Linked DNA regions of Mus musculus: region 1 is linked to region 2. The links are chromatin loops, found by intact Hi-C in ENCODE. Cell type or tissue: gastrocnemius. All regions are shown on one strand. Each heading gives the region's core, and the rest is flanking DNA. Links, peaks and the distances in the headings are about the cores only. Region 1 overlaps Gm26851 (predicted gene, 26851). Region 2 has its middle 65 kb from the start of Tnmd.

Region 1 (16,010 bases), core at 7,290-9,789, 77 kb before region 2:
GCCTGGGCCTAGAGGTGAGTCACATTAGTAGACTTAGCAGAAATTGGCCGGGACAGGCAAATCTGGAAGTGAAAAAAGGACGCAGAAGACTTGGGAGGATTGCCCTGGCATTTTGTTTATAGCAAACCTTCCTTGAAGTAAAGTGTTCATTGAGTTGACATCTGGAGGTCATTTTGAATGAGGGAGATTTTTATGGTACTAAGAGCTGGAGAACCAAGATTTTATAATATGTAAAATGTGTCAGAAAATTTCCTTCAGGGATCATTCATTTATTTGGCAGTGAGTGTTCATTGACTTCTTACTGTGTGCTAACCACTGTGGGAAAAAATGACCAAAGCAACTAGGATTTCTGTTATAATGACCATTCAGAACAGTAAAGGAAAGACAGAAACAACAGACAAACCTACAGAAATTTCAAGTTCTAATAAGTACATGAAAGCCACAGACTAGACACAAATAATGATAATGGTGGTGGTGGTGGTTGTGGTGGTGGTGATGATGATGATGGAGAGGGGAAGAAGGTAGGGGATAAGGGAGAGGGAAAAGATACCTGTCAGCTACTGTCCTGATTGCTTCTTACACTTCATTCCTCAGGATAATACTCTGAAAAGCATATTGATATGTAAATTAGACAGGTAAAGAAATTGAGATGTAGAAGGTCCAAGTAACTTGTTTTGAGGAGCATAGCTTAATGCTAACCAAAGCCAGAGAAATGATATGTGGTTCTAGAGCAGGCTTTCTTATCTGTTACACCAAGAATGAGGTTGTGGAAATGAATTATAGGGCACATGATCAGGAAAGGCCTCTCTGAGAAGATAACATTTAATAATGGATCTACAGACCGTCTAAGGCTGGCTGCATGGATAAGCATTTATAAATGCCAAGAGATGACCTATCAAACAAACTTCATTTTCTTCAGAATGTTTGCTGGAGATTAGACTAGGAAGGTTTTAGAGAAAAAAAATGAGAATACTTAGAGGGTTATACAAAATAAGGGAAAAAATCATGAGACATAGATTAGTATAAGGCCTAGTGGTAACAAAGAGAAATGAGTAACTCTGGGAACTACAACAGTATATCTATAAAAACCATATATCACAAGGATTTACATAGTATTGGGAACTGAGGGTCCTGCCTTGAATAGAATTCTTCTGTGGACTTCCACAATTTCTACCTGTGTCAGATTTTATGACTCCATCAGATATATGTTTTGTTCCAGGCCTGCCTTATCTCACTTTAAGGCTTACCTTGGCATAATGAAAATTAAATATATGTCTAAAAGAAACCAAACGACCAACACTGACAATCAGTCTTCCATGTGAACGCAAACAATGCTTGATTGAAGAATGGATCTAGAAAATGATAACATCTTGGTGCTACACACACATTTGTTTTACTGTTGACAGGTGAGCCAACTCCAAAATTCAGAAGATCACTCCTTTCTACAATTCTGCCATTGTTTGAATATATATGTCCCTCAAAATTTACATGTCAGAAGAATTAGCTGGGTCTTTGGAAAGTGATTTAATTGACAAGAACAAAAGTATCACAAATGTGAACAGCAAATTTATAGAAAAATGAATCTTTTAAAAATTAACTTTGCCTACCCATCCTTTCAGCTATATGGTTTGACAACCTTTGTCTCCACTGAAAGAAAAGTAGCATAGTATTATCTATGAAGCAGAAAGTAACCTTCAACAGATAGTGAACCTATCACACCTTGGTCTTGAACTTCCCAGTGGACAGACTGAGAGATATATTTCTATTTCTAATATTTCTAAATTGCCCTGGGCCAGATATTTTGTCATACTAGGACAACTTGCTTAAAATAAATTTCCTTTCCATCTTGCTCCAGGAGTCAGTTATCTATAATTGGGAATCATGATTTTCCTGATCCTGAAGACCATAGCAGACTAAACAACGAAATACATTTTTTTATCTTCTACCATAACTGGTAACTAAATTCTTCTATGAAGAAAGACTATAGTTGCCCTAAACCAGTTGCTAGGAGAGTAGACAACACACATGAACGTATGTAGCAAGGCCATCAGCACAGGAAAATGACAGGAAGATGAAAGCCAACTTCATCTATACAACCTAGGTTTTACAAAGTTCACTGACTATGGGTTCTGGAAATAATTATCACAGAGTTTCTTAATCTCCTTTGATTTCTACATGTTTTCAGACAAGAAGTTAACAATAAGAGATGAACTGTCACTGAGACACTAGACTATCCATTTCCTAGCATTGGTCAGACCTAGGTTACTAATGCACAGTTTTATTAATCACAGTAGAGCTTTATAACTGGTAAAGAGTACAAAAAAGCCTGCTTAAGGACTCATTACTGCCAACTTGTACATTGTATTCAGTACCTGAGAAACCAAACCCCATTCTGTAATACAGTATCCCTCCCACAAATCAGCAAGCTTTTAAATAAAAAGATTTTTTGTTCAGATGAGAGACTAAACCTAGCATTCTGTCTGTGGATGACTGGCTCTGGGGAGAAAAATGAGGACAGTCCCTATTGCCATGTCCCCAGCCCTAGCTCAGCTCTATTTCTAGTAGAGACTATGGGCTAAGCCTTAGAGCAGCTCAGCCTTTACAAATGCCTGGGATCGTTGGAGCAGTGTGAAATCACATTATCTGTCTAAGTCAATTATACTTGGGGCTATACCTGAGCCTCCATCAAGCTTATACCCCCAGTTGTTGACTAGCTCCACCAGGAGGGGTGTTCTAGACAGTCATTCTGTAGCTGGAATCTGCACTAAGAAGGTCTCAGAATGCTTTTTTGTCACTAAAAGGACCAAAAGTGGAGTTGACCTGCTCCTTTGTGATCTTCTTCTTCAAAAAGGTTTCCCCCACTGGAAAACTGAAAGAATAATCTTAAAGTAATTATTTGGAGGTGGGGACTTTTAGATGAACTTAGGTCATGAAAATAGAGCCTTAGTGATAAAGTTAGTGCCCTTATGAGAGGTTTGATCTCATTCTCTCCTGAGACTTAACAAGAAGCTAGCCCCATGCTAACTAAGAACATGACACCTTCAGGCCATGAAATATTCCAGAGCCTTACAGATACCTCACAGCCATGTCCAATCTTCAGTCCTTGGCCATCTATGCATGTGCATCTCTAGATAACTATGAACGTAGCCCAATATAATACCATAAGCTTTAAAAAAAAGACACGAACACTTAAAAATAAACAGGAATTTTACAAATAGTTTAGTAATTCTATTTCATGGTTCTCAAATGATAATGTCATGTCACAATTTTAAAAATTTGAACCTACCTGTTAATATTTTCTAGGCTCCAAAACTGAGAGAAATAAATCTCCATTGTTTAAGACACTTATTTCAAACAAAGACACTAATGATCACTAATCTTCATGAATGTCTAGACCTCTCTCCTATCAAAATACTTTAGACTCCCACAACAGAATATTTGTTCTTCTAGAAGCCACCAATTTTAATAAAGTGGATCATTATAAGCCACTCATAGCTGAATAACATTTTTAATGATTTCGAGTTTGTTTAATCAAAGAACACTATTATTCATTTAATAGTGTTAGTTAAGTATAGTTTTAGATAATACTTTTAGCCCCTGAACTGTGCTTCAAAAATACTAAACCACCAAGGTAGGAGAACTTGACTCATTATAACAATATAATATGATGATTCAACACTTAGGACTGAAATGAAACTTTAAAGATTGATAATATACATTGAGGTAGAGATATCTTGTTTAAGTGACAAGCAACACTACCTTAGGTAAGCTACTTAATATTTCTGTCTCCATTCCTTCTTCTCTAAAGTAATAATAATATCTACTTCATAAAGGTATTGTAGAATTAAATTAGGCTATACATAGAAAACATTTGACATATTGCCAGACAAAAATCAATTGAAATTTTGGATATTGTCTTCTATTAGACTGCCTTAATTACTTTTTCTATTGATATGAAGTGACACCATGATCAAGGCAACTTGTAGAAGACAGAATTTAATGGGATGTACAGTTTTAGTTGGTGAGTCCATGAAACATCATGGCAGGGAACATGACTACAGGCAGGCAAATATGTCACTGGAGAAGTAGCTGAGAGCTTACATTTTATACATAAGTACATAACACACACACACACACACACACACACACATATATATATATATATATATATAGAGAGAGAGAGAGAGAGAGAGAGAGAGAGAAAGAGAGAGAGAGAGAGAAATAGGAGGAAGAGGAAGAGGGAAAACTAGAAGCTTTTTGAGACCTCAAAGACCATCCCTATTGACATAACTCCTCCAATAAGACCACATCTCCTAATCCTTCTGAAACAGTTCCAAGTATTCATATATATGAATTTATGCGAGCCATTTTCATTCAAACCACAACATAGCCAAATATATTTATTACACTTCAGAGATCTTTTTTTGTTTCCTTTTAGCTTTTTGGAGACAGTGAAACTGGCGTGGAATTCACTATGTAGTAGAGGATAATCTTCAATTCCTGATCTCCTTGCCTCCACTTCCTGAGTGTTGTGGATTAGAAGTTGCTTGTGCTGTTTTGAGGCAGTGTCTATCCATGTAACCCAGAGGCAGAGTGGGTCTCAAATGCATGATTCTCCTGCTTCAACTTCCCAAGGAGCTGTGATTCTAGACATGTGCCACTATTCCTAGCAGGTATATGGTTGTAAGATTATCAGTGGCATTTTTAAACATCAAAACTACTTCATGGAATTGTTACAGAAAATTTACAACTGTAGTAATTCAGAACAACAGACCTTGTATGATATATATTTGCAAAGTTCCTATTTCCAGTTAAGATCAAATCTGAAGGTTTTGGGTGGACATAATCACAAGAGGGTCACCGTTCAACCCACCACACTGAGAATGTCTATAATCTTTCTCTGCTTCAGTTTCATTATTAGTAAATAAATTGTGACCTCAACATATTATGGTATATCCAAATATTTCAATCCATATTTTTTACACTTTCTAAGCAAATTATAATCATGATATACTGATACATAATAGTTTGTGGAATAAAGTTAGAAGTATCTAGGTTTGTGGTTTAAGCAGATCAGTTTGAAACATGAACAGGCCATAAACTGCCAACTCCTTTTCTGTGCCAGTACTAGTATAAATACTGTGACAGTGGGGATTGAGTTGTCCGTGTATTTTGAATAAGTAATGCCTTGCACTGTGGGTGCTTAATAAATGTTTGTCATCATCATTATCATAATTGTATCATAGGTTGCCAGCAGAGATAGCTACTGTTCATTACTGCTCTGTTAGAGGCAGTCTCAGTGGGGGAAGTCAAAGAAGAAGAATGTTCTTCACTTGCCATAGATTGCTCTTGCCATAGAATGCTTGATACAGCAAAATTTCCCTCTCAACAGCATCTACGGGAGTTTTCCACTGCTTACCTCTTAACATTCCATCCTGTCACAATTACCGGAGCCTAAAAACACAAAATACTATAAATACTAAGAATAATGATTAATTTTTTTCACTTCTGAGAATAAGCAGATATGAAGAAAAGCATTAGATTATCTTGGAGGACAAAGACTACACAAAGTGTTCAGACAATGACAAGCTTAAGTCATGAATATACTATATGTGCAGTATTGATGAAGTAGCTTCACAGGGCATACCAATTATTGCAGACTGGGTAATTCAAAACAACAAAATTATCTCATAAATTTGTAAGCTAGAAATCTATAATCAAATTGTAAAAGCCATGCTCCCTCTGAAGGTTCTGGAGAAGAGCCTGCTCCATGTTTCTCTCTTAACCTCTGGTACTTCCCATAGTCCTTAATGGCATTCTTGTAGCTAAATCACTCCAGTCTCTGACTCAGTCATCACATGAATTTCTTTCCATCACAGGCTTTCTTTGTGTCTCCAAAACTCCTTTTCCTTATAATAACACTGTCGTTGCCTGTAGGGTCTATCCTAATCTAATATTTGACTTTAGTCAACTTAGTTGCATGTGCAAAGATGTCATCTCCTGATAACGCTTAATTCACAGATTCTGAGTAGGTATGGATTTTTATAGCAGAAGATATGATTCAACTTCCTTATCAATAAATTGACAGCCATATCTTTGGCTATGCCCATACCTTTGGGAAAAAACAATGAAAGTTGCCTATGAAATTGTACACCCATATGTAGAATCCTAGAAGCTGTTTGAAAAGTAGAGAAGCATTTTATTTTCTCCCTCTAAAATAAAAGCCAATGGGGCTAGAAAAAAATGGCTTAGTTTTTAAGAGTAGTACTTATTGCTCTTGAAGGGGACCATGTTTGGGTTCCCAGTATCCATATGTCTTCTCACAGCTGTCTGTAACTCCAGTTTTAGGGGATGTGATGTCCTCCACAGGCATCAGACACAAACTCACATGCATGAACACATGATAAACATGTATATATGCAAGCAAAATCCATATACATAAAATAGAAATAATAGGTATTATTAAAAATTCAAGTCCAATTTTTGGTTTAGGGTTGGTTGCTTGCTCTATGAGGGGCAGTTGAAAAGAAGCAAAAACATTGCATGCGACAAAAACTACAGGTAGGTGTCCATAAAACAATGACATATATTCTACATAATTTAATGTAAACATGTTTTGGAAATAATCACTTGTGAAACAAAATTGCTATCCTAGAAATGACCTTACCAAACCACAATAATGAAACCTAGAGATTGAGGGAAACAGGGGAAACTATTCATCCAAATCATCCAAGTGCCCTCCCCTTCAAAGCCTCTATAGAACAGAGAGAAATAAAACCAAAGCTACTGAAAGATTAGTCTCTGGACATTTCAAATGGCAGCCTGTACATTCCAGACTCATTTAAAAACTGAACAGTGTACTGTTCAACTCCCCTGGATCATACATATAGGAAAGTTCACCGATAAGTTTCTCATTATTTTGAACTAATCAACAATGAGCTTTAAGGTTAAGTGGAATAAATGCAATGTTCTTTGTTATACTTTCCTTTTGTTGGAGGCATTCTTTCTACTTATTTCAGTGAGACTTGTTCATGTCCCATGTGCTCATGTGGGAAGAAGTGTACATCCCATCAACATTACTTTTCTCTACACTAAAATGAAGAGACATACAGCACAAAAAACAAATCAAGAAATTCCCCTTTGGGTGAATCCTTGAATAGTTTCCCCTGTTCCCTCTGTGTCCTTAATGACAGATTGATTTGCCATACTACAAGCCTGCAAAAATCTATCCTCTCTTTCAGCCTCAAACACCTACACTTAAGTAAAGGCTTCACTCAAATTAGTAGGATTGTTTCCTATGAACATTAGGCAGGCAAGCAAAAATTCTAGTAGAAGTTTCTCCAAACAACAGCTGGGCATCAAAACCCTACCTCATTTTTAATTTTTTTTCACTATTTTTGAGGATTTAGTATACATATAAAATGAAATATGATCCTCATTTTTGTCCTTTATCTGCCACTTTATTTTCCCCAATATATGCTCCCTCCCATCTTCACATCTTTTTTATATAACCAAGCCCAATTAATACTGTCCATGTTTGTGCATGGGTGTGGAGCCATTTACTGGAGCATGGGAAACCTATTAGTGGCCATATCCTCAATAAAGAACCATCTATTCTACCTCCTACAGCAACTATCCACTGCCAATAACTCCTTAGAATGGGATGGGGCCTGAGGATCATCTACTTTTTCTCTGTCAGGATTCTGGCTGGCCAAGCCACACTTTTAAGGAAATATGTAAATCTGATAACTTGGGGGGATATCAGAATAGTCAATTTCTTTAGTTAATCAGACTGATTTCACTACTTAAGCATTGAAAGGGAACCAAGTAGCTTAGTGGATTTGGATCAGTCTTTGCAATTGGGATTTCATTAGTTCCTTCCAAAAAGGATGCAGCTACCTTGAATAAGGTAGTCAGACTCTCTTATTTATTTGACTAGGGTTAAACTGGAACATTGAGATGGGGGATATTTGTTCGATATAGTCTCTAAATTATGTTGGAGAAGGTAGTTATGAGCTCTGGAATACAGAATCTCTTACATAGGTAATTTAGATAGCCTTTGTACAAAAGTAGCATCTCCCCTCCCCCATCTTGCTATAGTTACAGCCAATCTGGAAGCATGTATGAATTATCTGAATATGCCAAAAATGTTAATTTCATATTTGCTATTTTAAAAGCAAACTCAGATTTTTGAGCCTTCTACTCTTGTCTTACAGTTTAGTATGCCTTCTTTTTTGGAATTAGATTTAGTGCTTAGCACCTTTAAATGCCAATCTGACCATGATGCAGATATGACTGGGTCCAAAGATGTTGGAGGAAGAAAATATAAAATTTGTAGGTTTAGAGTTGAATAATTATCTCTACAGTCCCATTACCATTCTCACTGACCCTGTCAGAAGGCGAGTTGTCTATTTGCAGCAGGTTAGTTGGGGAACTGACATAAGACTCTCAGACTAGTTTCCAGAGAGCAGATGCTAGCTGGTGAGCCCTGATTATCAGGCCATGGCAGGTCTGCCAAGCAGAAAGATCCTGTGGAGAGGCTGTGGGTTGGAGGCTCGTGACTTAGCTGTTATGAGATGGTCCAAGGCTTCAGAACTGCCAGACAGGCACCTGCTCCCAGCATTCAGATTAGCAGAGAAACCAAGCAAACAAACATTCCCATCAACCAGTATTTAACCTCCTGTTGCTCAGAGTTGAGCTTTCTTGATTCACTAGAGATGATGGGAAAAGTACAAAATCGGTAGGGCATGAGTCCTATGTAGGCTAATGCCAAACAGGTTAAAGTTCACTCCCTGAGAACTGCCAGCACAAATCGTATTCAACCTCACGATGTGATTAGGGGGTCACATTTCAACGAAGTTCATTGAAATTCTACATGCCTCCTTAAACAAACAGAGGCTTCAATTTTTACTCCAGTTTCTTGCCTGTCTCCATGTTCGACAAATGTGAAAATCCAGTTCAGGATTTTTCTTCCACGGCCATGGATTGAAGTATTAGCTCCAGAGTTGGCCCAGCCAGACAACTCATCCATACTTGAATCAAGGCATTCACTTGAAATAATAATAATAATTTAGTAGCAGGGGCTTTCACCTCCAGCCAGCACAGGTAAATCCTGGATTAGTGGTCCTTGTCATTCCTAAATGGACTGCACATCTCCTGCTGCTGGGCCTTCATTAACAAATCTCAGAAGGAAAAAAAAAAATGAAAGGAAATAAACAAGCCACTGGCTGAGCACACGCATGATCACAAAACTCCTCCTCCTCTGTTTCGCTTGCCCACTAGGAGTCTCAGCTCATGCTGGGGGCTTTGAGCAGTATTTTCCTCAGTGCCTTTTCATACTGACATCATGTCCACTTCTTTTGAGCTCTTCTCTCTTCGACTCCTCTTTCTTTGCCTTCCGGCAGCACAGTGTCATCATCTCCCACAGATTTCTTTTTGTATGCTCTGTCTACAGATACAATTCATGCTAAAAAAAAAAAAAATAGAGCTCTTCCATCCCCTACCTTTTGCCCTTCCCTCCCAACATGAGCAGCCCCAAATAACAATTCATTCCATTATAGGCATGGAGATCAAGGCATGTGTGTTTCACAATGCCATAATCAGACTGAAAGGACTAACCAGCTCCATTTCAAAAGGGATCCTGCAGAAGGAATTGACATAGGCAGGTGTGCAAGGAGTTCTGAGCTTGGTACCAGCTGTGTGACTTTAACAATTCCATAATAGTTCACTGTACTTCTGTGTTCCCATCTGTTTAAAAAAAAATACAGACATATTGGAATGCCAGCTACCTACTCATTTCACAGGACACTTAAAGATCAGTTTAGCCAACAGAAAACTTCTACCAAAAGTATAATTGGCCCTGTAAATCTCCTTGGAAAACGGGAAGAGTCTTGATTGCAAGAGAAGACTGGCAAACTGTGCTTCCATGATTCAAGTTTGGCTGTCTTCTCACTCCATTCTTTCTCCATAAGTACTAGAGTCTGGATGTTTGTACTTGCCTCAAAATTCCTATATTAAAGCATTGCCCCCATGTGTGACAACATTAACTAGCAAGGATTTTAGGAGGTGCCGAGGAAGCAGAGGTAGAGTCTTAATAAATGGGATTAGTGTCTCTATAAAGGGAATTCAAGGAAACCTGCTTGTACATTCCACCCTTTGAGGATACACTGATGAGAAATAGGCCCTCAGCAGACACCAAATGTGCTAGCGCCCCCAGAATCATGAGAAATAGGGTAAGATATTTAATTGCCTGAATTTCAATCATTTTACTAATGCATTTAAAGAATGTATCTTTAGGCCTAATTCTCTACTCAGCTGTGTTGTCATATATCCAATTTCATGTTTATTGTATATCTCATACAGTCTTCAATGTCCCACAGATATTTCACATGTAACTTATTCCAAATCACTTTCTCTTGCTCCTTAATTCCTGAGAAGTCCCATTAGCTGTTGACTTATCATAGTAAGAAACGTGGAGCTTCAGATTTTCCTTATTCCCATCTCTATCTATTTTACTGTTCTAACATAAGCCTCTGTCCCCACCTCTTCATCCCCACTTGAAGGCCATCATTTTTCACTCCTATTACTGCTGCAGTCTCCTAATGGCTAATAAATCTTCAGTGTTGTTAATCACCCTTTGTACATGTGTCAGTGGGCTTTCCTGTACCAGCACTATGCCAGCCTTTATTACTATAACTAAGTACCAACTAGTGCCAGGCACTGAGCTAGGATCTCAATCTTATTTCACCCAAACAATAACCCTTTGAGTTACATGCTATTAATATCACTATTTACAGAGGAGAGAGATAAATTTAACAGCTAATTTCAACTCAATTGCAAGTCCACCAACTCCATAAGCTATGTCCTTCCCAATGCATTACACTGCTTCCCTTTATCTATTAGCACCTCTAAGGTTCTTCGTTGGAATTATTTGGTCTTTCTGTTCTTTCTAAACTACATCTTTAAATTTATTTATTTTTTGTTTATTATTTTTGCTTTTGTTTGGGGATTTTGAGACAGGGTGTCACATGTATCTCTGGGTAGTATAGAACTCAATGTATCAAATACGCTGGCCTTGAACTCACAGAGGTCTTGCCTTCCTCTGTCTCCCAGGTGCTGGTCTTAAAGGAGTAGCCACTACATCCATCTCTACACTGTTTTGAATACAGGCAACATAAATGATGCAGTTCACTCCTACATCTCCAGACCTAAGCACAGTGTCTGTCATCTTCTGGGTCAATGCACAAGCACCAAATGAAAATATTGACCAACTTAAACCCATCAAAGAATGTTCCCCTGTCTCTCTCTTTCTTACTTAGTGTTCTTACTAGGGTAATAGTTCACAAATCTTGGCCAATATGAGTTGTATTTTGTCTCTATAACCTGGGAGAAAAGTGTCAGACTTGTTTTGCTGACTCTTCCACCATTTCTTTAGTCCAAGATTATTTTCAAGCAGATAGATTTTCTTGCCCAGTAAAAGTTTAACTGAGTTCCAGCATAACCAAGAATGCAGCTGAGATTACTTGAGTCCTAGTTATTGCTAAGACAAAAGACTAAAGAGTGGGTCACTTCAAACCGAACCAATGTAAGATACTACTCAGAGAAAACCAGGCTCACCAAATATTGTACATTTTAACCAATAGAATTTGGCCACAGGGTACCATTTTGTTTAATGATGCATGACATGCTCTTGGCACTTGAACTCTAATAAGGACTGTACAGGCACTTGGCAGTGCACATTCTATCAAGGGGTTTTGACAGCTAGAAAGCAAACAAAAGGACAATTTAAATGTAACATCACATCTACTCCGGCTGTCACTCAAGTATCTACCAGCAATCTGACACCAAATCAATAGTATTATGGTTCATTGAAGTTGGATCAATGACTTCACGAAGTTTCAGAGCAGCAGCAGCACAATAGCAAACTTCATGTCTCCTGTCTATTATTGCAAAGGATGCAAGCACTGTCTGGCATCTCGGAGTGTCGAAGCCTTAGCACACTTCTGCCTGAAGACTCTGGGAATCATGGCATATGCCAGGTCATATTCTCCCCATATCTTCCTTCTGTCCTTTCTCCTCCCCCTTCAGGCACTAACTTGGAAAACATTTCACCCATTTCTATGTAAGAACAAGAGATAAGCCATCTTCCAGAAGCTCTGTGAGGGAAGTGGAGGCTCACAATCATCCATTGGACTGAGCACAGGGTCCCCAATGGAGGAGCTAGAGGAAGGATCTAAGGAGCTTGAAGGGGTTTGCAACCCCATAGGAGGAACAGCAATATGAACTAACCCCCGGAGCTCCCAGGGACTAAACCACCAACCAAAGAGTACACAAGGAGGTACTCATGGCTCCAGCCGCATATGTTGCAGAGGATGGCATTGTCAGGCATCAATGAGAGGAGAGGTCCTTGGCCTTGTGAAGGCTCAATGCCCCAGTGTACGGGAATTCCAATACAGTGAAGCAGGAGTGAGTGGGTTAATGAGGCGGCGGGGGGGGGGGATGAGGTACAGGGGCTTTCAGAGGGGAAATTAGGAAAGGGGATAAAACTTTAAATGTAAATAAAGAAAATATCTAATAAAAAATGGGGGGGGAATCTCTGTGAGGAACCATGACCAGAGTACAAGATCCCAAAGAAAACACCATTTGTTTTTTCACTTTTGAGACATGGTCTTGCTATATAGCTTTGGCTTGCCTGGAATGACCTATGGAGTCCATGCTGCCTTTAACTCCCAGAGATGTACCAACACTGGTTCCAGCTTGGGAATTCTCAAGTGTTTCTCAGTCCCATAAATAGCTATGGTTTAAATTTTTCTTTACTCTGTGACCAACCAGTACACTTTTTTTTTTTTAAACTGATAGAGGGCGTTCCTGAAGCAGCCACTTTCCAGGGTTCCCCCCATTTCCTCGTGACCCCCAAAGTTTATTCGTTTGTCACTTTTCAGACATTTCTACAGCAGAATGTGTTCTTTTGGACCTCAGAAGGACTAAACAAATGTAACATCCCAAGAAAACTAAATGAAGAAAAGGCACAATTTTCAAATGCCCCCATAGTAGCCTGGAAAAAGGTACCCAGGAGTCTAATAAAGTTGAAAACCATCTAGTCATAGGGCAGAGCAGCATTAGATGGGTGCCTCAGACAGGGGAATCTATTGATTTCAAGGCTCAAATAAATTTCTCCCCCGTGCCAGAGCACCTATTGCACTCACCAACCTAGCCAAAGGCCTGCACATCAATGAGATGAGGATGAATTATTGAAAAGCTTCTTATAAAATGCTGCACTCTGCCATTTCCTACAAATCAAATTATCGAGGGAGATATTTGATTGTAAACATATTTAGAAAATGATTTCATTGTCGTTAGGTTGGTTTTGCTTGCTGCCTTCCCCCCTTCAAATTTCGTTTGCATTAAAGTGCTACAAAGTTAAAAAGGTCACACACACACACACACACACACACACAGACACACACCACTCCCAAACAGGAGCTTGCACACTAGCTACAAAAGCAAATAAATTCAATTAGCAAAAATGAGAACCTATTATAAGCAATAGAAAATCCTTTAAATCATGTCTAGCATCCTTAAAACAGAATTGCCTCCTCCTTACCCAGGCTACTAACACACAGTTACCCTGAAAACAAATGGGCTCTGTTTGTTTGGGTTTTTTTTTTTCACATGAAGAGACCTAAATTCTATGTATAGTTCCCAAACTGCAGACCTAACACTGTTAAGCAGGTTCCCCTGTTAGTGCAAGAAAAGTTCTCAATTTCACCCTCAGAGACTATGCTCTCCAGAGATGGACGTGTGGCTCCTCCCTGCTCTATGCTCTACCCAGAGGCACAAAAGCCCACTCAGCTAAGGATAAGGGGCTGCTGTTTCTTGCTGCCTTGGGCAGAACAGTCATCAGAAAACGAGGCATCAGATGACCCAAAGGCCAAATTGCTTCTATTGAGACACTTGCTTAATGGCATTCAACTGGGATGCCATTGCCTAAAGGAGCCTCTCAGCAATGCCTTTGGCTCTAAGCACTTAAAAAACAAAGAAAGGATGTGGACTTACCTGCTAAGAAATCGATGCCAAGGAGAAGAATCTAGTAGGAAGGGTGAAGGACACATTACTTCAATAACCATTCTTTATTTTCAACTACATATTCAATGCTTAACATATAGCAGATACTGAACCTATCACAGTGCTATGAAGTCCTGTCATCAGATCTCCATAGCCCACAGACTCAATGTCCCCTTTGTAGAATAATAGGAAAGCACATATGAGCTGTTGCTGTATCTTGGAATTTGATCTATTAAAAGGCTCAGTGGATAAAGTATCTGCTGGGCAAGCAAGAGGACCTGACATAAGATCCCCAGCACCAATGTAAAAGCCTGGGCATGGTAGCAAGTTTCTATAATGCCAGGATGTAGATAGGGGAGGGTGGGTGGAGTCTGCAGAGACAAACAGATCCTAGGGTCTTACTGTCCTGCTAGTCCAGCTGAAATAGCAAACTATAGGTTCAGTAACAGACTCTGTCTCACAAAGTAAGGTAGATTGCTGTGGAGGAGTTGAACTCTGGTTGGCCTATGTACATGCATAAATACATATGTATGCCACAAATACAAACAAGCCTACACTAAGAAATAAATACAAAATAAATAATTAAAAATTTTAAATGAACCTTTACACAAATGAATTGACATCTCCTTTGTTACAAACTTATTGAGTGTTCACTCTGTCCAAAGAATTGAACCAAGCACAATGAGCAATTAGAATAGGGATAAGACAGGGACCAAAAGCAGGGAAATTACCCTTTTTCCAAGTCATGTGACTAAGATGCCAATGAGGATATTAGAAGACTAAAACTTTAGACATAAAGCCCAGTATTCATTCACCAACGTGTTCTAATTACAATTAAATATGACTACTTTATATATCAATTGTAGTTATTAATTTTCCTTTTAAAAATAGTTGTCTCTCTCTGCACTCAATTCAGTACTGAGCAATAGTGGAAAGTAGAAATAATGGCTTATTTGATAATAGCCATTAATTGAGGACCTATGATATGTCAGGTTCTGGGCTAAGTATTTTTACAGCTTTTCAATTGAACTCTCAGAAGAACACTGCATCTCAAATGGTCTGGTACATGATAATTTACAGATGTCATTTTATATACAGGAAGTGCTATCATCTAATAGCTAACAATGCCTTATATGAAACTTAAATGAACATCTTGCAGATAACACAACCTTAGGAATCATTACTATTTTGTATTGTTTATCCTAATTGTTTTCACATTCTTGGTAATTGTAAGGAGTGCCAGTACCTATTAAAGTTCCACAAGGGTCTGGAGAGATGATTCAATGCTTAAGAGTCCTTGCTGCTCTGGCAGATAAGGGCTGGGTTCCCAGCATCCATACAGCAGTTCATAACTTTCCAAAACTCCAATTCCATGGTATATGCCACCCCTTTCTGGTCACCAGGAACCCCTGACATGTACACAGTTCACACACATGTATGCAGGCAAAACATTTATACATATTAAATAAAATAACAACAATATATAGGATTGGAGAGATGATGGCTCAGCAGTTAAGAATTCATTTTCCCAGCACCCAGGTGGCAGTTCATAAATCAGTAACTTCAGTGCCAGGGGATCAAATGGCTTCTTCTGGCTTCCATGGGCACTGCATGCACATGCTGCACATGCACACACACACATGCAGACAAACACTAACATGCACAAATAATATACACATAAAATAAAAATTAAATTAAATGTAAAAAAAATTAAAAGGGGGAGCTTGAGGGATGGGTTAGTAGTTAAAAAACACTAGCTGTTCTACCAGAGGTTCTGGGTTCAGTTCCCAACATCCATGTAGCAACTCACAATGGTTGTAACTCCAGCTCCAGAAGATCTAAATATCCTCACAGTAACGCACATAAAATAAAATTAGACAAAGAAAAACATTAAAAAGTACAAAATGGTATGCTAACACTTGTTATGCATCATCTATCTTATACAA
Region 2 (16,010 bases), core at 8,279-10,778:
AATCCAAGTAACAGTACTAGAAATTAGAGAAGAGCTCCCAGCATGATTACACCTTAAGGGTAAGCTAATCTTGTCCTAGTTTTTGGCAAAACAAAATTAAAAATTCCCTAAATTAATATAATAAAAGGCAAACCTTCAATAACAAGACATTCATAATATCCGGTATCTAACTAACATATACCTAAGCAAGCAAAATAGGGGAATATGACCACTAAGAGAAATGAAAAATGACAGGAAAAGATGCAAACTGACAGCTGATATTTAAAAAAAGATAGAACAAACAGCCAAAGAAAAAAAGAGCAGCTGGTAAAATATGTTCAAGAGTTTGAAGGAAAATGTGAATACAACAGGAAAAGAAGTAATAATTATCAAAATAACCAAGTGAAAATAACTAGAGATGAAAAATATGTTGCAATATATTTTTCACCAAATGGAGTTAACAGCAGATTGTACAGTGGAGAAAATGTGTAAACTTGAAAATGTAGCAATGAAAAACTATCCCTACTGAGATAGGAAAAAGGTATAACTCATGTAAGAAAAATCAAAATGAACTCAATAGTGCATAAAATACAAATAAGATTATCATATAAGTAACTGAAGAAGGTGACATAGACCATCCAGTTATTTGTAGTTCTTTCATAGTAGTTCACTCATGTTTCTTAGAAGTCTAAGTCCACTAATTTTTGCTTTCCAGGGGTATTAGTTACTACATCTAATAATGCATATCAAAGAAGAGAGTCTGGGAATTATATATTTCTAGTGGAGATCCCCCAAATATCACAGTTATTTCCTGGAAGCCAGGAAGTAGTCACAGTTGTCAGTCACATTAAGTTGTAATTGATGAGATCCAAGGGTTTTAAGGAGGTGTGCTGATTAGTTTATTGTCAACTTCACACAAACTGGAGTCATCTGGAAAGAGAGGCCCTCACCTGAGGGATTGCTTCCATCAAATTAACCTGTTAATATCTCTGTGGAGGCATTTTCTTTTTTAATGACTGATAAAACAGGGTCTAGCTCACTGTGGGCTGCACCATCCTTGTAATGGTAGTCTTGACTTCTTATTTTATTTTTATTTTTTTAATTTTTTAAAAATTTTTGTAGCATAAGCCCAACCAGTTCTGAGGCTGAGGCAGGTTTATTTTTTCCAACCTGCTTTTATACCATTTTACTTACATGAAAGAAATAAGGTCCGTTCTAGGTTGAAGAACAATCAATTCAATAAACACAAATAATCAAGGATCTAGCAAGACAATAAACAAAGTTCCCTGATCACTCCTCTGATCACTGTTTCTAAGGGCTTAATCAGGATGACCAGGATGTCTGAGCCTACTTCCCTGTTCTAGCCCAAAGTCATATTCATGCCTGAAGCCTACTTCTTTGTTCTAGCCTAAAATTAGATTCCTGCCTGAACATACTTCCATGTCATGGTCAAAAGTCAAATTCATGCCTGCAGCCCACTTTCTTGTCTTGGTCCAATGTCAGATTTCTGCCAAGTTGCCCCCAAAGCTCTCCACAATTGGTATAAATATTACTTAAACACTAATTGCTGGAGACCTGCCCTGACCTTTACAATGAACAGTAGGAGGCAGGACACAGGACACAGTATCAGACAAAGGTCAAAGACTGATGACCTCTGGCCTTGTAACTCTCTCTTACTATTTTGTGCTAATAATCCCCTGTTTCTTACTGTTCTATAACTAAATGCTACTGGTTTCTAGTAATAAACTCCTGCTGACAGTAGCAGGAAATTAAGAAGAAAAAGGCTTAATTGCTAGGGCTTCTCTCTCTCTCTCTCTCTCTCTCTCTCTCTCTCTCTCTCTCTCTCTCTCTCTTTAGTATTCATAGCAGCTTTATTTGTAGTGGCCTTGACTTCTATAAGAAATGGATTGAGCAAGCCATGGGAAGCAATCCAATATGCAGTGTTTCTCTATAGTGTCTATTTTAAATTCCTGCCTCCTCTTTTCTGCCTTGAGTTCCTGCCTTGGATTCTTTCAATGAGAGACCATGACTAGCAAATGTATTCCAAACAATTCATTTCCTTTTTTATTAGATATTTTCTTCATTTACATTTCAAATGCTATCCCGAAAGTCCCCTATACCCTCCCCTCACCCTGCTCCCCAACCCACCCACTCCTGCTTCCTGGCCCTGGCATTCCCCTGTACTGGGGCATATAATCTTTGCAAGACCAAGGTCCTCCCCTCCCATTGATGGCTGACTAGGCCATCCTCTGCTACATATGCAACTAGAGACACAACTCTGGGGGTACTGGTTAGTTCATATTGTTGTTCCACCTATAGGGTTGCAGATCCCTTTAGCAATTTCTTTTCACCATAGCCCTTATTGAAGCAATAGAAAGAAAAGTCAGACATGGGGAGAACCAAGGATAAAGACTAGGCAGCAGCTGATTAATCAGTCATTGTCCTTATCATTTGCCCACCCAGCAGGATATGTGGGAAGGCTATGCATGTATGAATTCTGCATGCATAGGAATCCTGGAGTAATGTGATTACTACAGTGAATGACATCTCACAGGCAGTAGAAATCTCAAGGCTATACTAGAAAAAGACAGGACTAGAGAGCTTAGATGCTTATTTCAGCTACAATCCACACTTGGATCTATGCTCCAATCGATAATTCCCTACCTTCTATGCAAACACGTTCAAAGCAGTTTCAGAGTTTTTTTTCTAGAGTTTCTCACAATAGTGATGATGGAGGTAAAGCTGCTGTCGCTGCTGCTGTTTTTAACTGGTTTCTCCCATGTTGATCTTGGGTTGGGAAACAACAACTAACTTGTGAAAAACTGGAAATAAAATTCTTGAACAAATACTTTGTGTGCAGACTGTGTTTCTAATTATCTTGCTGAGTCTGATCAATTAATAGCAGGCATATACTATCATTACAACAGAATACATTGAAGTAAAGGGACATTAAGATACTTGCATAATTTCACACAGCTCTACAAGATGGGCCAAAGATTCAAAATCAGTCAGTCATACTTTAGAGATCAGGACCTTGTTCAATACCAAATATTTCGTGACTAGCAACGTGTAAGTCCACAAAAAGATTAATTAAATATTTTTGAATAATAAAAGGGATGCATGTTTACAATTATATTGCTAGCTTCCCCCCAACAGCCTTATTCCCTTACATTTTCCTCTGATCCATTGCCCCAGTGTCTCAGGAACAGACCTTGAAGTTGGTCTTTCTATATCCATCATGGACTAACCAGCACATTGCACTAAAATCACATGGACTAAAACATCCAGTGTTTAAATGTATGTGATAATAATAAGTGAATTCTAGGAATGCAAAGGTCCTTTTAATGGCAGGAGGATCAAGAAAGCAGGAATGTTAAACATGCCGGAAAACAGTGTATAACCTGTTTTCCACATAGGAGGCTGGGAATGGAGTGGCTGATAGTGTAGGTGAACCCTGTGCTATCTGTAAGGCCAACCTATACCTGGCTTCCCCAAGTTCCCATAACCAGAACCAGTGGTGACTAATAGTCCAGGTGACCACTGTGCTATCTGTATAGCCTGGGGCTCTCCCAGGCTCCCAAAACTGGGCTGGAGGTGGTTGATAGCCCAGTTGACTTTGATGCTATCTCTATGACTGTGATCATATTAGATTCCACCCCCTACACCTTTAAGATAACACAAGGAGCCTATTTATAGAATCCATATACACAAAATAAGTGATATGCAGTTTGAATTATATCGCAGTGTGCACAAAGGACTGTGTCACACCATAAAATTTTTATCCAAATTTTACTGTACTAAAGCATGCCTGAAATAACCTGCTCAGTGTCAGACTCTAGATATGTGACGCAATACCAGCTAGTGAGTTCTGACGAAGCAGACTTCCTTCTAGACTTATACTATAGTCTTCCAGCTCTGGTGTTTACAAAACCTCCACAAATGCCAAAAGAAGACATGAAGTTAAAAGAAGGGGCATATGGGAAAGTTTGGAGAGAGAAGGGGGAAAGGGCGAATAGTATCTCAAAAGAAGTTGTAAGCCAGAAGCTATGTGGACACTTTGCCCCTTCTTAGAATTGGGAACAAAACACCCATGGAAGGAGTTACAGAGACAAAGTTTGGAGCTGAGACGAAAGGATGGACCATCTAGAGACTGCCACACCCGGGGATCCATTCCATAATCATCCTCCAAACGCTGACACCATTGCATACGCCAGCAAGATCTTGCTGAAAGGACCCTGATATAGCTGTTTCTTGAGAGGCTATGCCGGTGCCTGGCAAACACAGAAGTGGATGCTCACAGTCAGCTATTGGATGGATCACAGGGCCCCCAATGGAGGAGCTAGACAAAGTACCCAAGGAGCTAAAGGGATCTGCAACCCTGTAGGTGGAACAACAATATGAACTAACCAGTACCCCCGGAGCTCATGTCTCTAGTTGCATATGTATCAGAAGATGGCCCAGTCGGCCATCACTGGAAAGAGAGGCCCATTGGACACGCAAACTTTATATGCCTCAGTACAGGGGAACACCAGGGCCAAGAAGTGGGAGTGGGTGGGTAGGGGAGTGGGGGGGGGAAGGGTATGGGGGACTTTTGGGATAGCATTTGAAATGTAAATGAAGAAAATATCTAATAAAAAATACAATTCATATATCAAAAAAAGGAAGTTGTAAGCTGTTTTTTTTTTTATTTCCTGAGTAAGCATAGTTGAAAAATGTCTTTCGCAGACGAAGATCTATCCCTAATACTGGCTTTTTTTGCCCTCTGAAGTATCTCACAGAAAGAGGTGCCTCATAAGGAAGAACACAAAGGGCTATAAAATGTATGGAAAGACACCCAGCCTTCCTGGCTATGAATGATACATACAGTAAAACACCCAAAGACCATTCTTCTAACTGACAAAGAAGTCAGAGGACTGAAACAACCAGTATTGGAAAGAATTCTAGGAAATAGATCTCTTAAATATAACTTGATTCACTGAAATTTAATTTCGTAAAGCCATGATAAAATGAAACTTGACAAAATCTAGCATGTAAAAGTACAAATATTCTTACCTAAGATTTTGTCTCTAGGATTTCTTTTCTTGTTTCAAAAAGCTTACCTTGCACAAGCATACATATTGTAGAAAAACTAGAATGAAAGAAATTCCTGTTAATGATGGAGTTGTTAAATACAGTGGGCAATAGCATACTACAGAAACATAAAATGAGAAGAATACGTTTTTATATGAAAAGGCATCTAGTCTGGTGAGAGACACCAACACTAAAAAATGGGTCAACAAGTAATTGTTACAAGAAAATATATATGATGTAATTTAACTTTTGCAAACCAAAAAAAATTATATATAAAATACATATTTCAGTATGCATATTAAAATTCTGAGTTTATGCCAATCAACTAAATAAAACTGATTTGGGGAAGTAAGATTTAAAGGTATGATGGATAATCCCTTCTGTAGTATTTGAATTTTGGTCACATTTAACTCTTTTTGATGTTTTCCCCATTGTTGAAGATTGAATCCCCTGCCTCATGCATGCTACACAAGTTCAATGCTACTGTAGCCCTGCCCCATGATAATAATTTTCTGAATATGTATATCTAGAGACAAAGAAAGCAAAGCCAAAAAACTAGAGAAAAGAATAGTAATTACCATTCATTTGAAATCTCTTAAAAACAACCAAGAATGAGATGGCCCCTGCTTTGTTAGACATCTTTCAGACCTGATTCTAGGTCACAGAGCAACCGGGTTCTTGTGAAGAGCACAATACTCCCCCCTGCCCAGAAAATAGACTAATGTCTCCAGACTATATGGTACGTGAGCATAAAATGGATAAAAGTACAAAAATAAATTTTCTCTCACTTCTTTCCATGTTCTTGATTTTTAATGTGAATATCCAGAGAGAGACTCAACTCGTACACACACACACACACACACACACACACACACACACACACACACACACACATACACACACATACACACACATACACACACACACATACACACACACATTCTTCCCTAACCAATACATATGAAAGGACATACCTATATAGAACAAATACAAGTAGACAAAGTTAAGTTGTTGACGGGATCTTGAAAACTTATCCTGGGAATCTGGGCAGATAAGAGGCTTAAACACTAAGGTCAGGGACAAGGCCAAGGATCAGGAGAAGGCCCAGACAGTCGTTTTTCTTCTAGATTCTAGACAGTATATTTCATTGTTGGATGTAAATGTTTTGTGACCTTACCTGTAAGACTACCATCTCTCATAGTAACAACATTATGTACTTCATCAATACTCCAGACTTTTTCCTCTTCTCCAGATAAGAAAGGCTGGGCAGCATTTTGCAATTTATCAGATTTATCCAAAATTTACAGCAATTTCTTCTCTTCCTCCTTCATCATCATCATCATCAAGCTATTTTCTATCAATCTTCACCTTCAACGTGATAGAAAACTATTTAAGTTGTATAGATTATCTTGCTCAAAAAGCAAGAAAATAGTGAAATGTATTAATAAATGAAAAGCACAATTTATGTCATTATCATAATTATTCTTATAATAAGAATCATATTAAGATTAGCAATAACTAAAATTTTACTCTTGCTGATATGAGGTGTTCACCTAACAAACACAAAAGGAAATAGATATAGAGTTAAACAAGGAGGTATACAATCAATAGTGGAGAGTAAAGATTGATTCTTTCAACCAAGACTAGAAACCACTTATGAGAAAAATAATGTTTCTATCAATTAAGTTGAGTGTCATCAGTGTGAATGTGCCACTGCAGTTTTTGTCAGGTATCTTAAGCTGAACTTTCTCATCAGCGATACCTATGCTCAGTCACCTACATTTTGGAAGTCTAAAAAGTTTAAGAAGGGAGTCAGGACCCTCTAAGTCCTTGCTGCACCATATGTAATTCTGTAGACTAGTAATAATCACCATGAGCAGAGAAGTTATTAGCAATGTAGAATTAGAGGCTTCACCTCACACCAGTGAATCAGAATCTGTGTATTTACACAATCCCAGCTAATTCTTATTAAGGTCTGGCAAGTTTTGCTCTGGATATTAGCTGAGAGTTAGACTTGCCTAATTTCAAGTACTATAGTCATACCTCCAGTATTTGCCCTTGTGATTATTTCTGACATCCATATACTTAGGAAATGCAATGAGATCAGCTGATAACACAAAATCTGCCAAATGACTGTTGTGTACTCTGTCAAGTATTATATTAGGTCCTTAGAAGGAAACCAAAAATGAATCTCTACTCTCAAGGATAAAATTTGGGATGGAAAGAAGAGAGATGAGTAGATGCTACCACAATGCATTTCATACTCTGTTTATACAGATGTTGTGGTTTGAATATAAAATGCTCCCCGAAAGACTCATACCTTTGGCTAAGGAGATGATTCAATAGAAAAGGGTCATTGCACTACAAGCATAAAAACCTGAGTTCAAACCCCCAACATCCACATTTTGAAAAGCTGTGCATAGCTATGCATGACTGCAACTCAGCCCTGAGGGTAGTGACAGACAGAATCCCAGAATTGTGGGCATAGAGATAACCTGATTTTGAGAATTCATGGCTTACCATTCTAGCTGAAATAGCTATCTTCCAGTTCAGTGAGAGACCTTGTCTCACAGGAATAAGGTACAGAGTGATTGAGGAAGATACTGGACGTCTTGCTCTGGGTTTGGCATATACACACATGGGCATACACAATGAGCATATTCAAGTGCTCATACCACACATAAACAATATGTACCCATCACATACTCTATGAACAAAAGCATGCATATGAAAAGCTTGTGTCTTGTTATTGGAACCAATTTAACTGAGAGGAAAGTGAGTCATGAGGGATTTTATTTAATGTCCAGGGGAGATTATGAAAGATGGAATCTTGTTTGAGATAGTCTGCCTGTGAAGGGTATATTGATCTGTCTTCCTCCTCCTTCTGCCTGCAATAATGAATTAAGCCAATTTTTCTCTACCATGGCCTACTGACATGAATTGTCTCAGGCCCATAGCCAGGTAACCACAAATTGAAATCTCTGAAACTATGATCTAAAATAAAAATTTCCTCCTAACTTGATCTGGTCAGATATCCGTGACAGCAAATAAATAAATAAATAAATAAATAAATAAATAAATAAATACTAACACACCAGGCTGACGCCTGTTTTCCACATGTGCTCCATGTGGTCTACCTTTGTTCTCAATATTCCCTCTGTCTGGAACTTTGATTTTCTGCTTCTCCTTTACCATTATCCTGTTTACAGTGACTCTCCGGAAAATGGAAACCAGTGGTGTTTTTCTGAAGAAAAAATAAATAAAACAAACAAAAAACCCCACTTACTCCCCAAACTAAACACAACAACTGGATTTTACTGAGATGTCTAAGCTCTCTTCTAAATACTTCAGTTACTCTCCACAGGATGTTCAGGAAAATGAGACTTTTTTTTTTTTAGTTTTTTTCTCCCATTTTTATTGGTTATTTTATTTATTTATATTTCAAATGTTATACCCTTTCCCAGTTTCCCCTGTACAAAACCCCTATCTCCTCCCCCTGCCTCTATTAGTGTGCTCCCCCATATGCCGACCCACTCCTACCTCAACACCCTAGCATTCCCCTACCCTGGGTCATCAAGCCTCCACAGGACCAAGGGTCTCCTCTCCCAGTGATGCCAGATAAGGCAATGAATCCTCTGCTACATATGCAGCTGGAGCCATGGGTATCCACTGTGTACTCTTCGGTTGGTGGTTTAGTCCCTGGGAGCTTTGGGAGTCTGGTTGGAGGACACTAGCTGAAATACCCAACAAAGGGGAGAGAGAACCTATAGAGACCATATCCAGTGGATAGGTACAGCCCCCAGTTGAGGGATGGGGTCACCCATCCATCTCAAAAATATTAACCCAGGATTGCTCCTGTCAAAAGGAAATGCGGGAACAAAGAGTGGAGCAGAAACTGAAGGAAAGGCTATCCAGAGACTGCCCCACCTAGAGATCCATCCCATCTCCAGACATCAAACCCAGACACTATTGCAGATGACAATAAGTGCTTGCTGATGAAGGCCTGTTAGAGCTGTCTCCTGAGAGGTCCTGCCAGAGCCTGACAAATACAGAGGTTGATGCTCATAGCCAACCATTGGACTGAGCATGGAGATCCCAACAGAGGAGCTAGAGAAAGGACCCAAGGAGCTGAAGGGGTTTGTAACCCTGTAGGAAGGAAAACGAGACTTTTATTGTGATCAAACATTAGAACTTTGTCATTTGAAATCTTTCACTTAGAAATCAAAATATGTGTCCTCACATGCTAAACTATAGTAAAAAAAAAAATTCGCATATCTTTCTAATTGCTCCTAACACAAAACAAATAGATCCAGAATCCACAATTTCTGAACAAGTCTCCTGAATTGTCAATAGTGGCTGTAATTTTCAGTGGATACTCTAGATGGTAGCATTGTGCATTTTATTCTTTATATAATTTATTGGTTTCCTAAGTCTCTATTTTACACATCTGAACAGGCATGTGTGTGGAGGGAAAATGGAAGGGCAAACACTAATTTCACTTTAGTGGGCATCCATGACTAGGCAAATATCAATAACAACATTTTAAATTCTATTTGTATCAGTCAAATTCTTGTCTATTTTCACTGTTGCTCAGTCTGTATAATTGATTCCACTGTCTCACCTCTTGCTCATGTTCCCACCTTGTGCAGTCCATTTTTTTCCTCTTTCTTCCCTAACCCTTCCAAAGCCATTATTTTATTAAGACTTCACTGTATCACCCAATATACATCCCATCAGCCTCTCCCCAAGGTGCATCTGAACCAGTTATAAGGCAGTTACCCTTCACATTATTTTCTGTTTTCCACTTTTTCATTGTAAATTTACCAAAAAAAAGAAGTTGAAAGAATACTATAAAAAGCAGCAATATACCTGTTCACTGAGACTCACCACATTTTTTGCCTTTCCATTACAACCTCCTACTCACCCTCCCTCTTTCTGCTACCTTTCTTCAATCATCCTGACATACTCTAGCTGCTTCACCATGCATTGTCTAGGTTGCAGATATCATTTCATTGTCCTTAAGGTCTCTGGCATGCATTTCCTGAGAATAAAGAGCATTTTTTACAGCACCCTCTTGAAGCCCTCTGCTCTCTTGCCTTCATTTAACTCTTCTGTACATCTAAGCATGTCTTTCCAGAACTATAAGACAAAGGAAGTGGATAAAGACAGTGGGAGTCTACTTTGGTCTAGCCATAAACTAGCTCTGGAAAAAAAAAAGAAAAAAGAAAAAAAGAAAAGAAAAGAAAGAGGAAAATTTGCTTAAATTAAAAAGGTAACACACATATTGTTTAACCAAAACAAAACAAACAAACAAACAAAAAAACCCAGGAGAAATAAAAAGGTTGGAGACATTTGTTACATCTACTATATATATGATATATATGGCTATATCATATAGAGACAATTATTCTATAACTACAACCATTTCTTAAATAAAACTCCTCTTATGCATAATTCATGTTAAATAATCAAACTGGTGAAATAAATAGTTAAGATATTTTATTCTCTTTCCATTCAATATTAAAAATAAAACCCAAAACTTTTAGTAATGTTTATTGCCTACATCTTAGTTAAACAAATGTAGTGTTAATGAAAGTATGACCATTTCTATTTCTCAATTAAACAAAAGGTGGGCAAAGACATATGGAGTTCGTGTAAGATTCTCCATTGATAGACTCCTGAATGTGAACATCTGTTCATATATGGAAAACACCTTTACAAGAGCTAAGGAAATGACATAAGAGAGTCTATTTGACTTTAACAATATTAAAAGAACATTGAGGGGGATGTAGTAGTTACTTTTCTATTGCTGCAATAAAACACCATGACCAAGGCAATTTATAGAAAGAAGGATTTATCTGAGCTTATGATTCCAGAGGGATGACTCTGTCGCCATTACCATCAGTAAGTATGGCATCAGTAAGTACAGGCAAGGCAAGTGAATCTGGAAGCTGAGACTTGAAGGTTCAAATCACAAACCATAAACAGGAAGTAGAGAGCAAACTGGGAATGATATCCATGATATCTCAATAGCATGACTACATAGACAAGGCCTGAATAAAGACCGCACCAATAGGCATGCGTCCATGGAAGGGAGAAATCTCATGAAAATTCCCACTTCTACACAAAAACAAACAAATCAAAACAGAACACAAACCTATAGACAACTAAAGGATACTGAGAGTGGGAAAAGTAGACTTCTACTAGCAAGGAACCCTTTAATTGCTTATCAAATATATATAAAACGTCAAGCCCTGAAATCATGTATATTTAAGCAGTACTGAACCAACTGATGAGGTTATATTCATATGTTTATCCATGCCTATGCTACACACATGCATGTAACTTTTTAAAAAGTAAAGAAGGCCGGATATTTAAGGAGTGGAGGGGGTGGAGGAGTTGGAAGAAAGAAAGAGAATGAAGGAAACTGAAGTAACTGTATTTTAATTAAAATATAACTATTCAGAAATAAATCAAATTGAACCTTAACAAAAAAGTACAGAATCTCTTCTGATAATCAAGACAATCTCTTAATTGTAACCCTTTGTAGAACTGAAAAGCAAATTACATACTTCTAATACACAATGGTATAAAATATAAATTACCAATCCAGAAAGGAGAAATGGGGGTATAGTGAGGAAATACTGAACCAATACAAGACTAGAACACAGCAGGACACATAAAAAATCTCATAGCTCCACATTCAGTATCAGAGGATTAGGATGGGTGTTACTGTCCCTCCATTTTTGCTGCCTGTAATATACATTTCTCTCTTGGACCTGGTCCCATTTCCTATATTCTGCCATTCTTGGCAAATGATTCAGGATCCTGGCATCTCCAATATCTTGGGATCTCCTGTGCAATCCAGGTTTCATAGTCACAACTTTACATAATGGTCTCTCATAACCTCTAACCCTCTCAAAGCCTTCATAGAAAGGGTTCCCTTCTGAGTGCTACCTGGTCTCAGCAGCTCTCTGAAAACTTAAAAAAAAAAATGATCCATGGATAAAGAAACTGTGATACATTTATACAATAGAGTATTTATTACTCAGCTACTAAAATCAATGGAGAGATGGATCAGCAGTTAAGAGCGCTGGCTGCTCTTCCAGACGACCAGAGTTCTATTCCTAGCACCCACATGTCAGCTCATAACTGTCTGTAACTCCAGTTCCAGAGGATCTGGCAACCTTACCCAGACATACATGCAGGCAAAACACCTATATACATAGAACCAACTATATACATAAATCTTTTTTTAAAGCCACTGATATCATGAAATTTGTTGGAAAATGAATGGAACTTGAGAAAATTACCCAGAGGGAGGTAACCCAGACCCAGAGAGGCTAAGTAACAAGGAGGGCTCAAGTTTGGGGGTGGGGCAGGGCATGGACCTCCCTAGGAAGGGAAATAGTAGAGATTTCATGGGTGGACTGGGGGCAGGTGGGCATGGGACAGGAGAAATCAGGAAGAGAGGTGAAGACAGAGTACTAGGAGAGATAACTGGAATTAGGGGACATTTCATGGAGGAGATAAAAATCTAGTGTAATAGAAAGTCCCTGGAAACTACAAGGGTGACCCTAGTGAAGACAGTGTATTGGGGGATACACTACCTGAACCAATCATCTTCTGTAATCAGGCAAGGCTTCCAGGGGTGGGGCAGGAATATCAACCCAGCCACAAACCCTTCTACCTACAATTTGTCCTGGTGGGGTAAAGGAGAAGCAAACCTTATAGGAGTGGTCAAGGGATGACTAGGAAAGCTTGGGGCCCATGCCACAAGACGGATCCCATGCCTACCTGGATGGTCTGGAAGCAGAAGATGGATAATCAGAGACCTATATAGAACCAAACACCACTGCATAGATAGATAGATAGATAGATAGATAGATAGATAGATAGATAGATAGATAGATAGATAGAAAGATAGATAGAAAGATAGATAGATAGATAGATAGAGTCAATGAAATTATTTCTAATGACATTCTGCCATACTCATAGACTGCAGCTTAGCATAATCGTCATCAGTGAGGCTCCATCCATCAAATGATGGAAACAGATGCAGAGACTCACAGCCAAACTTTAAACCAAATTCATGGAATCCTGTGGAAGCGAGAGAGGAAGGATTGTAGGAACCAGATGGGTCAAGGAGAGCACAAGAAAACCCACAGGATCAACTAATCTGGGACTCCCAGGGACCGAATAGACAATAAGGGAACCTACCTGGGTCTGAGATAGACCCTCTGCATATATGTTAGAGCTGTGTAGCTTGGTGGAACACCTAACATTGAGAATGGGGTGTCTCTGATACTTTTGCCTGCTTTTTGAACCCTTTTCCTCCTACTACTTGGTTGTGTCATCCAGCCTTAATATGAGGAAATGTGTCTAGCTTTAAGGCAATTTGATATGCCATATTTGGTTGGTATCCATGGGAGGCTAGCCCTTTTCTGAAGGGAAGCTGAGGAAGAGTAGATTTGGGAGTGAAGGAAGGTAGAGGGGAGGTACTTAGAGGAGAGGAAGGAGGGAAAACAGCAGTCAGGATATGATATATCCTGACAGCAGTCTCTATATATGAGAGAAAGAAAGAAAGAAAGAAAGAAAGAAAGAAAGAAAGAAAGAAAGAAAGAAAGAAAGAAAGAAAGAAAGAGAGAGAGAGAGAAAGAGAGAGAGGGGGGAGGGAGGGAGGGAGGGAGGGAGGGAGGGAGGGAGGGAGGGAGGGAGGGAGGGAGGGAGGGAGGAAGATAGAAAAATTGACACCATCACTTTTACTTTTACACCCTTCATTCTTTTAAAGCTAGGACAATGAGGATAACATGCCAAGTTTGTCTATCATCTTGGAATAGACCCTGGCCCTCTTGAATTGCATCATCAGCAGATCTTTTGCTCAGTTGCTTTATAGAGGCTGAAAAAGCCTCAATCTCTCTTTCACAAGTTGAAAACTTAGTTAAATGGGGTCTTGTCCTGAGGGTACCCTTTTTTATGCCAGTGTCTAGTAGGAGGCCTCTTCCTTTTCCTTTTTATTAATTCTTCTCTCATATTCATCTCAACTGCAGTTTCCCTCTTCCCCTTCCTCCCCCCACCACCTCCTCATTCCACTGGATCCACTCACTTTTCACTTTCCTTCAGACAAGAGCAGTCCTTCCAGGTACGTCAACCAAACAAGAAGCTACAATAAGAATAGGCACATATTTTCACATCAAGACTAGTCGAGGCAGCTCAGTAGGAGGTAAAGGTTCTCAAAGACAGGCAGAGTCAGAGACAGTCCCTGCTCCCACAAGAACGCTAAGCTACACAATCATAGCATATATGCAGAGGACGTAGGTTAGACCCATACAGACTCCCTGATCTCTGTGAGCACACTTGAGCCCTAGTCAGATGATTTGGTGGGCAGTATTCTTGTAGTGGTCTTGATCCCTCTAGCCCCTCTAAGACTTCCAACCCTTCCTCTGCAGGACTCCTTAAGCTCTACCTAATGTTTGCATGTAGGACTCTGCATCTGCTCCCATCAGTTGCTGGATGAAGTCTCTCTGGTCTCTAATGACTATTATGCTAGGTTCTGGTCCCAGCATATCCTGCAGCAAGGCAAACTGCAGGTCAGAGATTTAGTGGTTGGGTTGATGACCCAATCCCTCCACTTGAGGCCTTGCCTGGTTACAGAGAATGGCCAGTTCAGACTCGGTGTCCCCTAATACCAAGAGTCTTCTCTAGTCTCACCCTCATAGATTTCATGGAGTTTCCATTGCACTAGGTTTCCACCTCACGCCAAAAATGCCCAATTCCAGTTGTCTCTCCCAGTATTCTCTGCCTCCATCCCCAAAACCTGTTCCTTCTGGTTCCCACTCCCAGTCCACACAAAATCTATTCTATTTCCCCTTCCCTGGAAGATCCTTGTGTTGACCACTCCCTTGAGTCTTCTTTGTTACTTAGCTTCTCTGGGTATGTAAATTCTAGCATGGTTATCCTGTACTTAATAGCTAATATCCACTTATAAGTATATACATACCACATTTGTCTTTCTGTGTCTGGGTTACCTCACTCTGGATGATTTTTCTAGTTTCATTCATTTACCAGCAAATTATGCAGCATTACCTTTAACAGCGGATTAGTACTTTATTGTGTATCACATTTTCTTTATCCACTCTTTGGTTGAGAAACATCTTTTTTTTATTAGGTATTTATTTAATTTACATTTCCAATGCTATCCCAAAAGTCCCCCCCACGCTCCCCCCACTCCCCCACCCACCCACTGCTACTTCTTGGCCCTGGCGTTCCCCTGTACTGAGGCAGATAAAGTTTGCACGACCAATGGGCCTCTCTTTCCACTGATGGCCGACTAGGCCATCTTCTGATAACATATGCAGCTAGAGACACGAGCTCTAGAGGGTACTGGTTAGTTCATATTGTTGTTCCACCCATAAAGCCAGAAGCTGGAAAGAATCCAGATGCTCAACAGAGGAATGGATACAGAAAATGCGGTACATTTACACAATGGAGTACTACTCAGCTATTAAAAATAATGAATTTATGAAATTCCTAGGCAAATGGATGGACCTGGAGGGCATCATCCTGAGTGAGGTAACCCAATCACAAAAGAACTCACATGATATGTACTCACTGACAAGTGGATAATTAGCCCAGAAACTTAGAATACCCATGATACAACATACAATTTGCAAAGCACATGAACCTCAGGAAGAACGAAGACCAAAGTGTGGACACTTTGCCCCTTCTTGGAATTGGGAACAAAGCATCCATGGAAGGAGTTACAGAGACACAGTTTGGAGCTGAGATAAAAGGATGGACCATCTAGAGACTGCCATACCCAGGGATCCATCCCATAATCAGCATCCAAATGCTGACACCATTGCATACACTAGCAGGATTTTGATGAAAGGACTCTGATATAGCTGTCTCTTGTGAGACTATGCTGGGGCCTGGCAAACACAGAAGTGGATGCTCACAGT

Evidence for each region. Hi-C counts contacts between places; a loop is a spot of excess contacts. Peaks named below come from ENCODE experiments on the same cell type or tissue, not always from the same donor. Only the 100,000 strongest peaks of a DNase experiment are listed, where the experiment ranks them.
Region 1: it touches region 2 in a loop (2.5-fold over the local background); 2 of 42 quality-filtered maps call a loop at or near these places.

What each region holds. Positions count from the first base shown.
Region 1 is chrX:133,702,305-133,718,314 of GRCm38, forward strand. It overlaps Gm26851 (predicted gene, 26851), which reads left to right. Exons shown (of 4, transcript NR_153117.1): 3 at 1,220-1,406; 4 at 4,439-4,958. Among named protein-coding and RNA genes, the nearest start is that of Pcdh19, 21 kb to the left of the region's middle. In gastrocnemius, for the core only: no CTCF peak of the experiment used is centred there; a DNase peak (open chromatin) is centred at 8,542.
Region 2 is chrX:133,777,889-133,793,898 of GRCm38, forward strand. No RefSeq gene overlaps it. Among named protein-coding and RNA genes, the nearest start is that of Tnmd, 65 kb to the right of the region's middle. In gastrocnemius, for the core only: a CTCF peak has its summit at 9,414; no DNase peak of the experiment used is centred there.